Linked DNA regions of Mus musculus: region 1 is linked to region 2. A link is a loop called in an ENCODE intact Hi-C map of the cell type or tissue named here. Cell type or tissue: heart. All regions are shown on one strand. Links, peaks and the distances in the headings refer to the core of each region. The heading gives the core; the rest is flanking DNA.

What was found. Hi-C counts contacts between places; a loop is a spot of excess contacts. Peaks named below come from ENCODE experiments on the same cell type or tissue, not always from the same donor. Only the 100,000 strongest peaks of a DNase experiment are listed, where the experiment ranks them.
Region 1: a loop joins it to region 2, with 2.0 times the contacts of the local background. A loop is called at or near these places in 3 of 42 quality-filtered maps.

What each region holds. Positions count from the first base shown.
Region 1 is chr19:5,846,215-5,851,577 of GRCm38, reverse strand. It overlaps Frmd8 (FERM domain containing 8), which reads left to right. Exons shown (of 11, transcript NM_026169.4): 11 at 1-604. Among named protein-coding and RNA genes, the nearest start is that of Neat1, 3.4 kb to the right of the region's middle. In heart, for the core only: a CTCF peak has its summit at 2,301 (motif pointing right); DNase peaks (open chromatin) are centred at 1,267, 3,387, 4,567, 4,847 and 3 weaker places; H3K4me3 peaks cover 4,147 bases; H3K27ac peaks cover 4,447 bases.
Region 2 is chr19:5,725,627-5,730,989 of GRCm38, reverse strand. Ehbp1l1 (EH domain binding protein 1-like 1) reads left to right here and starts at 4,673. Exons shown (of 19, transcript NM_053252.3): 1 at 4,673-5,073. The coding sequence starts at 4,970. Fam89b (family with sequence similarity 89, member B) reads left to right here and starts at 1,324. Exons shown (of 2, transcript NM_181452.2): 1 at 1,324-1,753; 2 at 2,122-2,903. The coding sequence starts at 1,463. The coding sequence ends at 2,400. Znrd2 (zinc ribbon domain containing 2) reads left to right here. Exons shown (of 4, transcript NM_020491.5): 4 at 278-684. The coding sequence ends at 621. In heart, for the core only: CTCF peaks have their summits at 1,515, 2,981 (motif pointing right) and 4,800; DNase peaks (open chromatin) are centred at 1,299, 2,219, 3,139, 4,649 and 3 weaker places; H3K4me3 peaks cover 4,806 bases; H3K27ac peaks cover 4,034 bases.

The DNA of each region.
Region 1 (5,363 bases), core at 79-5,078, 120 kb before region 2:
AAAAGGCTGACCTCACTATAAGGCATTGTCTGTAAGATGATGTCACCTGCCACTGTAGTTAACCCTTTAGGAGCCTTGTGTGTTCCCTGAGCTACCAGCCCACTCTTGGCAACCTTTAGGTCATCTTGACTGCTGTTGATGGCTTCAGATCATTATGTGAGGGGCCCAGATGCGTGTGCACAGGTACACAAACTCTACATTTCCATTTGAGCCTTTGAGTTTTTTAATTACCACATGTGCCTTAACCCTCTAGGACAGAGCACTGTTTTACTAAATAAATGTCTTGAGTGTTCCCAGTCTTTCCTATCACTGGACTTAATAAAATCATCACCTAGCACACTTTGGAATGGTTATAATATGGAATAGCCAGAGTATGGTAACCACACGTGTCCTGTGTGCCCATGGTATAGCCTCAGGTCTTCACCCCAGTAAAATCTCATCTGGTAGCTCCTGGGGACCGGTCTCCAGGTCTCCATAGGAACCAGGTCTGGGAAGACTTGGGCTCACTTCTGTCTGGGAGGAACCTGTACTTCCCCCACTGCAAGCTGTGGCAGCAGCGATGTTTGGAGCTTTGGCCCTATGGAATAAAGACCAGAGGTTGCAGGTTCAGTCTCACTGTTTTCAGAGGAAGGGAGCCACATGTCTTTTTCATTATTTAAGATTTATTTATTTACTTCATATATGTGAGTACACTGTCCCTGTCTTTAGACACACCAGAAGAGGGCATCGGTTCTATTACAGATGGTTGTGAGCCACCATGAGGTTGCTGGGAATTGAATCCAGGACCTCTGGAAGAGCAGCCAGTGCACTGAGCCATCTCTCCAGCTCCTGTCCCTTACTTTTGAGATGGGGGTCTCGATAAGTTACCAATACTCGCCTTAAACCCTTGGTTCTGTCAGCCTCCTGAGTTCTGGGGTGATAGCTTTAAGGTAACTGGAACCGAGAGGCCATGAGGAAAGCCTGAGTTTGACCTGGATGGAGCCTTGCAAACCAGAGCAGCCTGGACCCGAGGGAAGAGTAAATCTCAGGGCAGATTCTCACTACCCGTCCTTGTCCCTGACTGGGAAGCCCTTCAGAAGTCTCTGGCACTCCACCCAGTCCAGGACTGTACCTGGGTTCAGATCCTTCCCCCCACCCCCAAGTCCAGTGCCTAGGGGTGGAGAGTCATTTCTGAGCCTGCAGAACAGCAGGTCCAGCTGTGACCAGCAGGGGGCAGCTGAGCCCTCTCTTTCTGTTGGGCTGCAGGCATCGTGAGTCAGCACTTGAGGCCCGGCCCAGCCCAGTTGTGGCGCCTGGAACGGAATGTACCTCCAGGGACAGAAGCCCTACTCAAGAACATGCACTCTTGATGGCCAGAACCTTCCCCGTGCCCCTGGGTTCCAGGTATATGAGAACCCCAGGATCCAGGACCATGAAATGGATTCTGCTTTGGAAACTGTTTGTTTTTCTGTAAAATGTCAACTCAGTCCCAATGTTCAAAGCCAGGAGGACTGTTTGGGGAAATCCAGAGGTGGGCAGGGCTTGAGGACAGTCACCTCATGTGTTCCACCCGGTTCCCACGGAAGCTGCTGTCTCAGCCCCTGGCCTTGCACTGCGCACCTTCCTCTTCCCAGCTGCCCTCATTCCCCACTCACCGAGCCCTCACCTAGTCTTCTGTCCTTTTAATGCCTGGGAGCAAGCCCAGGGCCCCGTGACTGCTGCATAAGCACCCTAGTACTAGAGAACCCGTTGACCCTCCCCCTTAACAAAAACAGGGGTTCTCCTTGTAGCCCCTGCTGTCTTAGAACTTGTTCTGCAGACCAGGCTGGCTTCAAACTCACAGAGATTTGCCTGCCTCTGTCTCCTGAGTGCTGGGATTAAATACCTCGGAGCTTGGTCCCAGTTTAAATTATTTTACATAAATACGATTTACAACAGAAAGACTAAAGAGGTCTCTAAGACCTCTCGGTTTCCTGCCACCTGCCAGGTCACAGGCATTTGGGTGGTTTCAGTAATGGTCACAGACACCCTAAGCCAATGAGCACGGCCCTCCTATACAAGGTCAAGATCAGCAAGGGGGTGTCACGCCACCCACTGTGCAGCTGGCAGAAGCCGGGCCAACCTCTGTGATTGCTCAAGGATGGCACTCAGACCAAAGCCAGGTTGTAGAAGGCTCAAGGACAGCCTAGTGAGCCCGTGTGGAGCAAGCTGGGGTCCCTGTGGTGGCAAGCAGGTCCTAGCCTGAGGATGTTCTCATTGAAGAGTGACCTGTGTGCTGGTCCCAGAGGAGGGGGAAGGGAAATACGACACCAGCAGATGGCCCTACAGGAACTGGTTCCTAGGGGGGAGGCTGGGAAAGGACATGCAATTCAAGGACTATAGGAAGCAGGGCCGTTTGTGAGCAAGCACCAGAGGGGTCATGGAGGTTACTGAACCCCCAGGGTAAACGAAGCCTGTCTGCTGGGCTACAGTTCCTACCTCCTGCCAGAGCACCTCTGGGCACAGAGAACTGGGGGCTGAGAAAAGAGGAAATGGTGTCAGAAAGGTGAGCTCAGGGAAAGGTCCGGGAAGGGGAGGGACAAAGAAGCCGGGAATCCAAGACCCTAGGGCCAGGGCCAGGCTAAGTGCTCAGCAAAGTACGGGGATAAATCAGAAACACAGCCCTGGGAGCTTTGGATGGGGGCTGATACCATCTCTGTTGCATTCTGCAAGTCACGGCCTGAAGTCTGGCTGAAGTTCTTCACACGCCCAGGACACCAGCCAAAGGCTTCTGAGACAAGAAGCACACAGAGCCCACCTAATGCCCAGGAAAGGCAGGGGTCCACACCTGAGCACCCTCCTGCTGTCTGAGGACACCCCCTCAAATCCCTTCTGCTTACATCTGGTCCTCAGAGCACCCTCCGACCCGCCGCCGCCGCCACCACCCCAGTCCTCGGGCTCACATGCACTGCAGCAGAGCTGAGCTCCTTGTTTGAGTCAGTCCACAAATATTTACCAAGAGCCCGCAGGATTCAGAGTGACCTTTAGAAAATATAAGCTGAAGTCATCCACGCTGGTGCCCACGTCTTGCCAGAGCTGTGGGCTCAGAGATCTAGGACACACTAGACAGAAACCCTGCCCCCACAAATCAAGTTGGGGGAGGGATGGGACAGACTGACTTATTGCTAGAGCTCCCTTGAGAGGTGACTTTGCAGCCCTGGCCTACAAGAGCTTATGATTGTAGGGAGACAGGGAGCCACTGGGTGAGATCTGTTTTCATAAAAAGAGTTCACTTCCAGATTTTTGCAACAGTGGGGGAAGGGTGAGAGATGGGCCCCTTCCCACCAGAAGAGCCTGGCAAATTTGGGGCAGGGCTTCTTTATCGGTTCCAGCTCCTGCCAGGGCAGTGAGTGCGGATGGGAAGGCTTCCTGCCAATGCGCAGTGACTGTGCAGTTTCCTGACCCGCATGTCTCAGGGCTCAGTGTGAAGGAGCCCGGGCAGAGGGGCCTCTGGCACCAGGAGAAGCACAAGGGAACCTAAAAACACTACAGCCTAGAAACTGGATCCATGGAGGATGGGGGCTGGAGTTCCAGAATATTCTCTTGTGGTAGCAATACTGGCATGGCCCTGCCTTTAGGGCACTTCGTCCCTTCTCTCTATTCCAAGAGATTTTGTAGGAAATTCTGAGTCTGCCTGGGTCTGGAAACAACAGGGCTGAGCTGACTTCCAAAGAAGATGAGGCCAGTGGGGGGCTGCCAGGTCCCTGAGAAAGAAATTGGAGCGTGCTCCCCCTTTAATCGGACATCACAAAGAGAACCCCATTTTGCTCTTTGCCCTCCATCCCAGAATCCCATAGCTGGGAAGGGGCATGCCTTAGAAACCAGGCAGGCTCCTCTGGCTGTCACCCCTCAGCCCCACCCACAGACCTGTTTACCACAATCTCCTGGAACAGCTTTTTTGATTGGGGGAGTTGCTGCTCTGCCCTAGTCCTTCAGTGGGATGGAGGTCCTCTGTGTGAAGGAAGAAACTCTGGGTATGTCCACCAGCGAAGGGTGGGCACAGCCTCGGCCCTAAGGCCTCCTCACCTCTCCCCTCAAATACATTGTTTCCAAAGAAAACTGTCCTTGAAGGCCAGGAGCCTCTGACACTGCCATCTTGCCCTTGAGAACTGGAGACAGTCCCTGGGCTGCTGCAGACTTGTGAGCACACAAATGCTTCATCTGTGCGTGACCAGGCGACCTAGCTTTACACAGCCCTAGGCTTGGTGTGTTACCAATTAACCCTGTTCCTACTAATTCAAAAAAAAAAAAGTCTCAAAAGCTGTTCCTGGGACTGAAGAATAATATGAAGGGAAATTGAAGGTGGTTGAACAATTGCCTAAGCACCTCAAAGTCAGAAAAGACTGACTCCACAGGCTAGGCCCGCCACAGGGAGCCCCTCCCTCCCTCCTGCTTTCATAGCCGCCTCCTGGCATTCTAGAACATTTTAACAAGCAACTCCCTGTTCTTGCAGGCAGTCACCGCCACCCACCACCGACACTTGGAACTGATGCCAGGCGGACATAGTGGTAATGTAATCCCAGCACTAAAAAGGTTGAGGCAGGAGGATGAGCCAAGAAGTACAGGCCAGTATGAGACAAAATGAGACCCTTTCTGGAATTAAAAAGAAAGAAAGATAAATAAAAGGCTGATTAGGTTAGCCCTTGGAGAAGGGTGAGGCGCAGGAATCTACGTGGCATAAGAACCGGTGAGCAAGCCAGCACTTGCCACATAATCACCCTCTGTGCTGGTCACATGAGAGAGAGAGTCACCAGTTTTCCGGGAACGGGAGGGTGCAGTCTAGGCCGGGCCTTGCTTGCAGATTCCATATGCTAGAGGCCGGAAAACAACCCCCTCCTTCCCTCCTCCGGGTTGCTAAGGGAGCCTGTTGTCACTGGGTGGTTTTGTTTGTAGAGTGGGTGTCGAGCCTGGGAGGAGACTTCCGGGCAGTTAATTCTGCCAGCTGCCTTTTTCATTCTGCGTGCTTGAACCAGCTTTTTTATTTTGGGGAGTATGGGGGGGGGGGGATGTGGAGGCAGGTGGCAGAAGAGCTGAGTAGATGCTTCATGGCGGGGTGGGGTGGGGGTGGGGGGTTGTCAGACTGTCCGAGCTCCTCACTGACATGGGCGGTGACAATTCCCCTTTTCAAAACCCTCACTAAGCCCTTGTTTGTGGACAACGTTTGCTTTTGGACCTGTGCTGGACCCCACCCCAAGTAGACAGCCAGCCTGGCTCCCCCAGTGGTCATTAAACCCACGCCTTGAACTCCACCATACACTGTCGCAGAGAAATGCAGCTTAAAAATATTTTTTCTCACTATACCACACCCAAAAGCAAAAATGTTTTCTAAAATCACTTAACTGTAC
Region 2 (5,363 bases), core at 93-5,092:
TGGACAGGCATTTTACCACTGAAGGGCGGGCATCCCAGTTTACAGGAATAGACTTGATGCATAGATGAGGCCAGGCCATCTGTCAAGCAACTGGACCTCAAGTGTAAATCAGTGGGGCAGTGTTTGGCAAGCATGTGTAAGGAGAAAGAAGAGTAGAGATGAGATGGGATTGGCTTAGGCAGAAAACACCAGCAGCTCAGGGACATCAGTAAAGAGCACATGACTCGGGAGAGGCGGACGGGGCACCCTCACTCTTCCACCACTTTTCTTGTTCTAGCACTGAATGCACAGGCGGCGCTCTCTCAAGCTCGGGAACACCAGCTGGCCTCATCTACAGAGCCTGCCTCGAGCTCTCGGCCCCCATCCCAGCCACCAGTACCCCGTCCAGAGCACTGTGAAGGCGCAGCAGCCGGGCTCAAGGCAGCCCAGGCGCCTCCTCTTCCGGCTGCACCTCCAAATACGGACGCGGTGGCTTCCACACAGACGGCCCTCCTGCAGAAGCTAACCTGGGCGTCAGTCGAGCTGGGCTCTAGCACCTCCTTGGAGACTAGTATCCAGCTCTGTGGGCTTATCCGGGCTTGCGCCGAGGCCCTAGGCAGCCTGAAACAGCTGGATCACTGAGACCTCTATCCTGATCCCTGTTCCCCTGAGAAAAACCCTCCAGAAAAACAGTTTTTCCTCCGCGTGGTTTGTTCTTTCTTGGTTCTGAGTGTGCATGTGAGCCCCAGTTCTCCTCGATGGTTTTCCTTGCTTTTGGCATCTCACCTTTCCATGGTCTTTTCTACCTGAATGGTGAAGTTCTGCATTCAGGACAAGAAGTAAATGGCAGAGGGATAAGTGACACCTTATTCCAAGGACTGACCTCAGTCTTCCCAAAGGCTGGGCCACTAATCATTGTCTCTGACCCAGTACCCCCTTTCCTCCACTTGAGTGCCATTTGAAGTTTCAGTCCCTTTGGTGGCTTCCTTTCCTTCCTTTAACCATCCTGACTCTACCATCTTTCTCCATCTTCTGGCTGCTAGGATGTTGACAAATTGTGGGGAGGGGCAGTGATGCACTGTAAGAGTCAGGCACAGTCTTACCTTCCTACCCCAGACTCGGGCCTCCCACATCCCCGTGCTTTTAGAATCCTTCCCTTGGGAGAGGACACATTGTATAGGAATGAGGCAGCAAAAGGTCGCCAAAAAACCGTTTCTGACCCTTTCGGCCTCCCCTGTCCCATCCAGTTCTTTGATGGGTTTTTCGCTCCAGGGTCATCGCCGCGTTAAGAGAGGCCCCGCCCATGCAGGGGGGTGGAGCATAGGCGGAGTCCTAGGAGTCGGGGACGGAACAAAGCACGGCCTGCGGGCGGTGGCTGAGATCTCTCCGGAGACCGGGCCACGGAGAGCTGGTTCTCTGGGCAACAGCCCGCTGAAAACGTAAGAGGGGTCCAGGCGGCATCGTGGTCCACGCCTGCCTGGCTATGAACGGGCTGCCCGCGACTGAGGCGCCGGGCGGCGCGGGCTGCGCTCTGGCCGGGCTCCCGCCGCTACCGCGCGGCCTCAGCGGCCTTCTTAACGCTAGTGGGGGCTCGTGGAGGGAGCTGGAGCGTGTCTACAGCCAACGGAGCCGCATCCACGACGAACTGAGTCGTGCCGCCCGCGCCCCGGATGGTCCTCGCCATGCCGCTGGATCTGCTAACTCAGGTTCTGCAGCGGGCCCGCGCCGCCCGGTTAACCTCGACTCTGCACTAGCCGCGCTGCGCAAGGAGATGGTGAGTAGGTGGGCGCCTCGCCAGGGTAGTAGCTCTGAAGAGGGCAGAAATAAGTCTGGGATCCGCTTCCTCATCTCAGGTCCAGCAGGAAGCATCTGGTCACGGGGCTTTAGGACAGCACTGATAGTAATGTGTAGCAATTGTTGCATTTTTAAAAACTTGCCTGATTTCATCTTGCTGGACAATGTTACCCCATTGTATAAATGAGGGCCAAGGACTGGCTGGAAGGTTTCACAGTTGGCAAGTACCATCTGTTCTCAGAACTTTCACTTAAAGGTGCAGGAAGATTGGATAGGGTTGTCGTCCACGGTGGGAATTCTGGGGGTGGCCCGGACCCCCAACTCCAGCCCACTGTCAGTTGTCTGTAGGTGGGGCTGCGACAGCTGGATATGTCCCTGTTGTGCCAGCTGTGGGGCCTGTACGAGTCGATCCAGGACTACAAGCATCTGTGCCAAGACCTGAGCTTGTGCCAGGACCTGTCATCCTCTCTGCACTCGGACAGCTCCTACCCACCTGATGCCGGCCTGTCTGATGACGAGGAGCCTCCTGATGCCAGCCTGCCCCCAGACCCTCCACCCCTCACCGTACCCCAGACTCACAATGCCCGTGACCAGTGGTTGCAGGATGCTTTCCAAATCAGCCTTTGAAAGCTGAGGTGGATAGGAACGCACCCATACAAAAGGCTCAAAACTTGCCCTTCAGCAAGTCCTTAGTCTACAGTGCCTGCTCTTTTACCGGTACCACCTCACCTCACTTCAGGAGGGCAAGGCATTATACCCATCAGGCAAAGCGGTCAAGATTGCAGCCTGTGCCCAGTGTCCTGGGCTTCCACTTCTCCCACATGTGTGCACCCTAGCTTGGCCAGCCCTTAGTCTGACTGTGGGGCCCAAAGCGTCTTGCACTCCCGTTTGCATCTCTGGGACTGGGATGAGTGCCTAGCTCTCATCTCTTTTTCGTCTTTTGCTGCCTCTTGCAGCTGCTGGCTCAGCGGCATCCCTACCAGTGGCCCCAGGGGTTCATTGCCTGGGACAAGGGCTCCAGAACCCACCTCTGTAGCCACCCACGACCAGAAAGGCTAAGGTCTTTATGCTGGATATTTAAGTTTAGCGGCCAGTTCCTGGGCGGGAAAATAAATAATTTCAGCATTGTATTGTGATTGCCTGGTTAATTGGTACTGGGTTGGGGAATAGTTTTCTGGCAAGTGTAGTCTACGTTCTGCCGGCAGGTGGCGCCCAAGACCCCCTAGCGAAAGGCTTAATGGGCGTGAGATGCGAATCTTCCCTCTTGCGGGCAAGGTTGGAAGCTGGCCCTGCAGCAATATGAAAGCGGTCAAGTCTTTTCCCCTTGGGCTCTACGTTTTCGAACCCAGCATGCCCTTCCGCCTTGCTTTGAGCCTTTTGGGAAGGAAGGAGCCGCCCATCTTGAGGAGAGAAACTTTCCACCTCCCGTGCTGGGAGGAGTTGGCACAGGAAATGGGTGGGCCGGAGCTGCCTGACCCAGGGGCCCATCCCCATGAATAGGGAAAGGTCCAAGAAGAGTCTTAGAGTTGGTGCCCCGTGAGCTGTAGGGATTGCTGGGAAGGAGGGGTGTGGAGGCCGAAAGGAGTAAACAAGTTTCAGTTTGTAGACAAGCCTTGGAAGGGAGGGAGATGGCAGCCGGGCTCAGAGCATCGTTTCGCCTGGCTCAGGCCCCTGTGCTGCAGTCTCAGAGCACCCAGCCTACCCCGAGACAGCACGAAGGACCTGTAGGGTTGCACATAAACTGCTTCCGTAGAGAGGAAGCAGAGGACCACAGCGATATGATAGACAAAACTGGGTGTTCAGCCCACAGGAATAAGCCTGCACATTCTCAAAGTTGCACCCAAGCATCCTCATCCCCACCTCCTACCATAGTCACTTGCCTGCTGAAGATGCCGATAGGCTAACACGCCTGCAAGACCAGACATCCTAACCAAATTGAGGGTTACCAGGCAGGTGACACGTTGATGTGTTGCTCCAGGCCATCTCTCTAGCTGGGTATAAAACACCTTGCAAGGCTCATTACAGTGTGAATTGGATGTGTGAGCGATAAGGAGTCTAATCTAGGTGTTAACACAGCAGCTAACGCCCCAGGGACTTCCCAGGGGAGGAGCAAAAACCACCCATGTACATATTTTCTCTAGTTCTGATAACGGATTGCGCGTAATGAGACAAAATCAGCCCAGCCCTAAGCCAACCGCTTTCCCCATCTTCAGACTTCAATGACATACATAAAAGATAGAACTGTAATTGGCCCCATTTAACAGACTTCAAAACTGAGGCGCAGAGTGTGTGCTTTGTTCAGGGTGGCACTCTTTAGTAAAAACTAGTGAGTTTGAGGCCAGCCTGATCTACAAAGTGAGTTCCAGGACAGAAAAACCCTGTCTCGGGGGGGGGGGGGGCACCAGACAGACAGACAGACAGAACCTTTCACTGCTTGTGAGATGTGAGGATTGTTTTCCCTTGTGCCATATGAGGAGTCAGGTTTGGAGACTCTAGGTATATCTCACCAAGGCTGGCTCTGGGGCTCTGCATGGGTGCTAACAAGAATCTCCCACCCCAGAGTTAAGAACCGTTAACTCTGGCTCAGTGGACGGTTCTTTTCCTTTCTAGGTCTCTACTTTACAAGCTTGGGAAATGGGGTACCAACCAGTACCAAGGTTGCAGATATAAGGGAGACAGCAGAGGCAGCTCTTTTGGAGGGTGGCACCAAGTTGAGGGCTGCCACCTCTTGGAGCTCACACGTCACCCTAACCCCATTTGACTCGCGGGCGCCCATCAAACCGGCTTTGCGATCGGTACTCATTCCTTCCACCCCCGAACCGGGTACCCGGGTGTCCAAGTCCGGACGCTAGATCCCGGAAGCAGGGTCGCCCCGCCCCGCGCTGCAGCCCCGCCCGCCTTCGGACGCGGGGCGAGGGGGGGGGGTGCGGCTCCAGGAAACGGCGCGCTCGCTACTCTTGAGCTGAGACCAGCTCGACGCGCCGCGACGGCCCCGCAGACTCAGCCAGCCCACCAGGCGGACCCCGGGCAAACTCAGCCTAGGTCTAAACCTCAGACATATCTACACGGACGGGGCGGACAGATCCGGTGACAAAGAAAAGAGCTCCAGAGACCATGGGGACCCTGGCTGAGCCAGCAGTGGTGGGCAAGAGGGAGTCCCAAGCCTGAGAAGAGATCCGGCAGAGTTCCTCAGGCCATGACTTCAGTGTGGAAGCGCCTGCAGCGGGTTGGCAAGCGGGCCGCCAAGTTCCAGTTTGTGGCGTGTTACCATGAACTGGTGTTGGAGTGCACCAAGAAGTGGTGAGTAGAAGCGGGGCCTGAGGGAGTCCCCTAAGACTGATGTGGGACTCAACTTAGTTTGACTCGTTTGAACCTGGAAAAAAAATCCTCTCAAGTCTAAAGGCTAAAGGGGTTCCCATCCTAGGTATTCCAGACACTGAAGTGCCTGGCAGGTTGGGGGGACTCCTGTTGTGGAGAACCTTGTGGGGGTCAAGACTCGGTGGCTTTGGGAGAATCAGCCTGGGCCCACATTAAATCGGCTGTGGTCAGGACTCGGGGAGAAGCCCTCAAGCCAAGGACAGCGGTCTAGG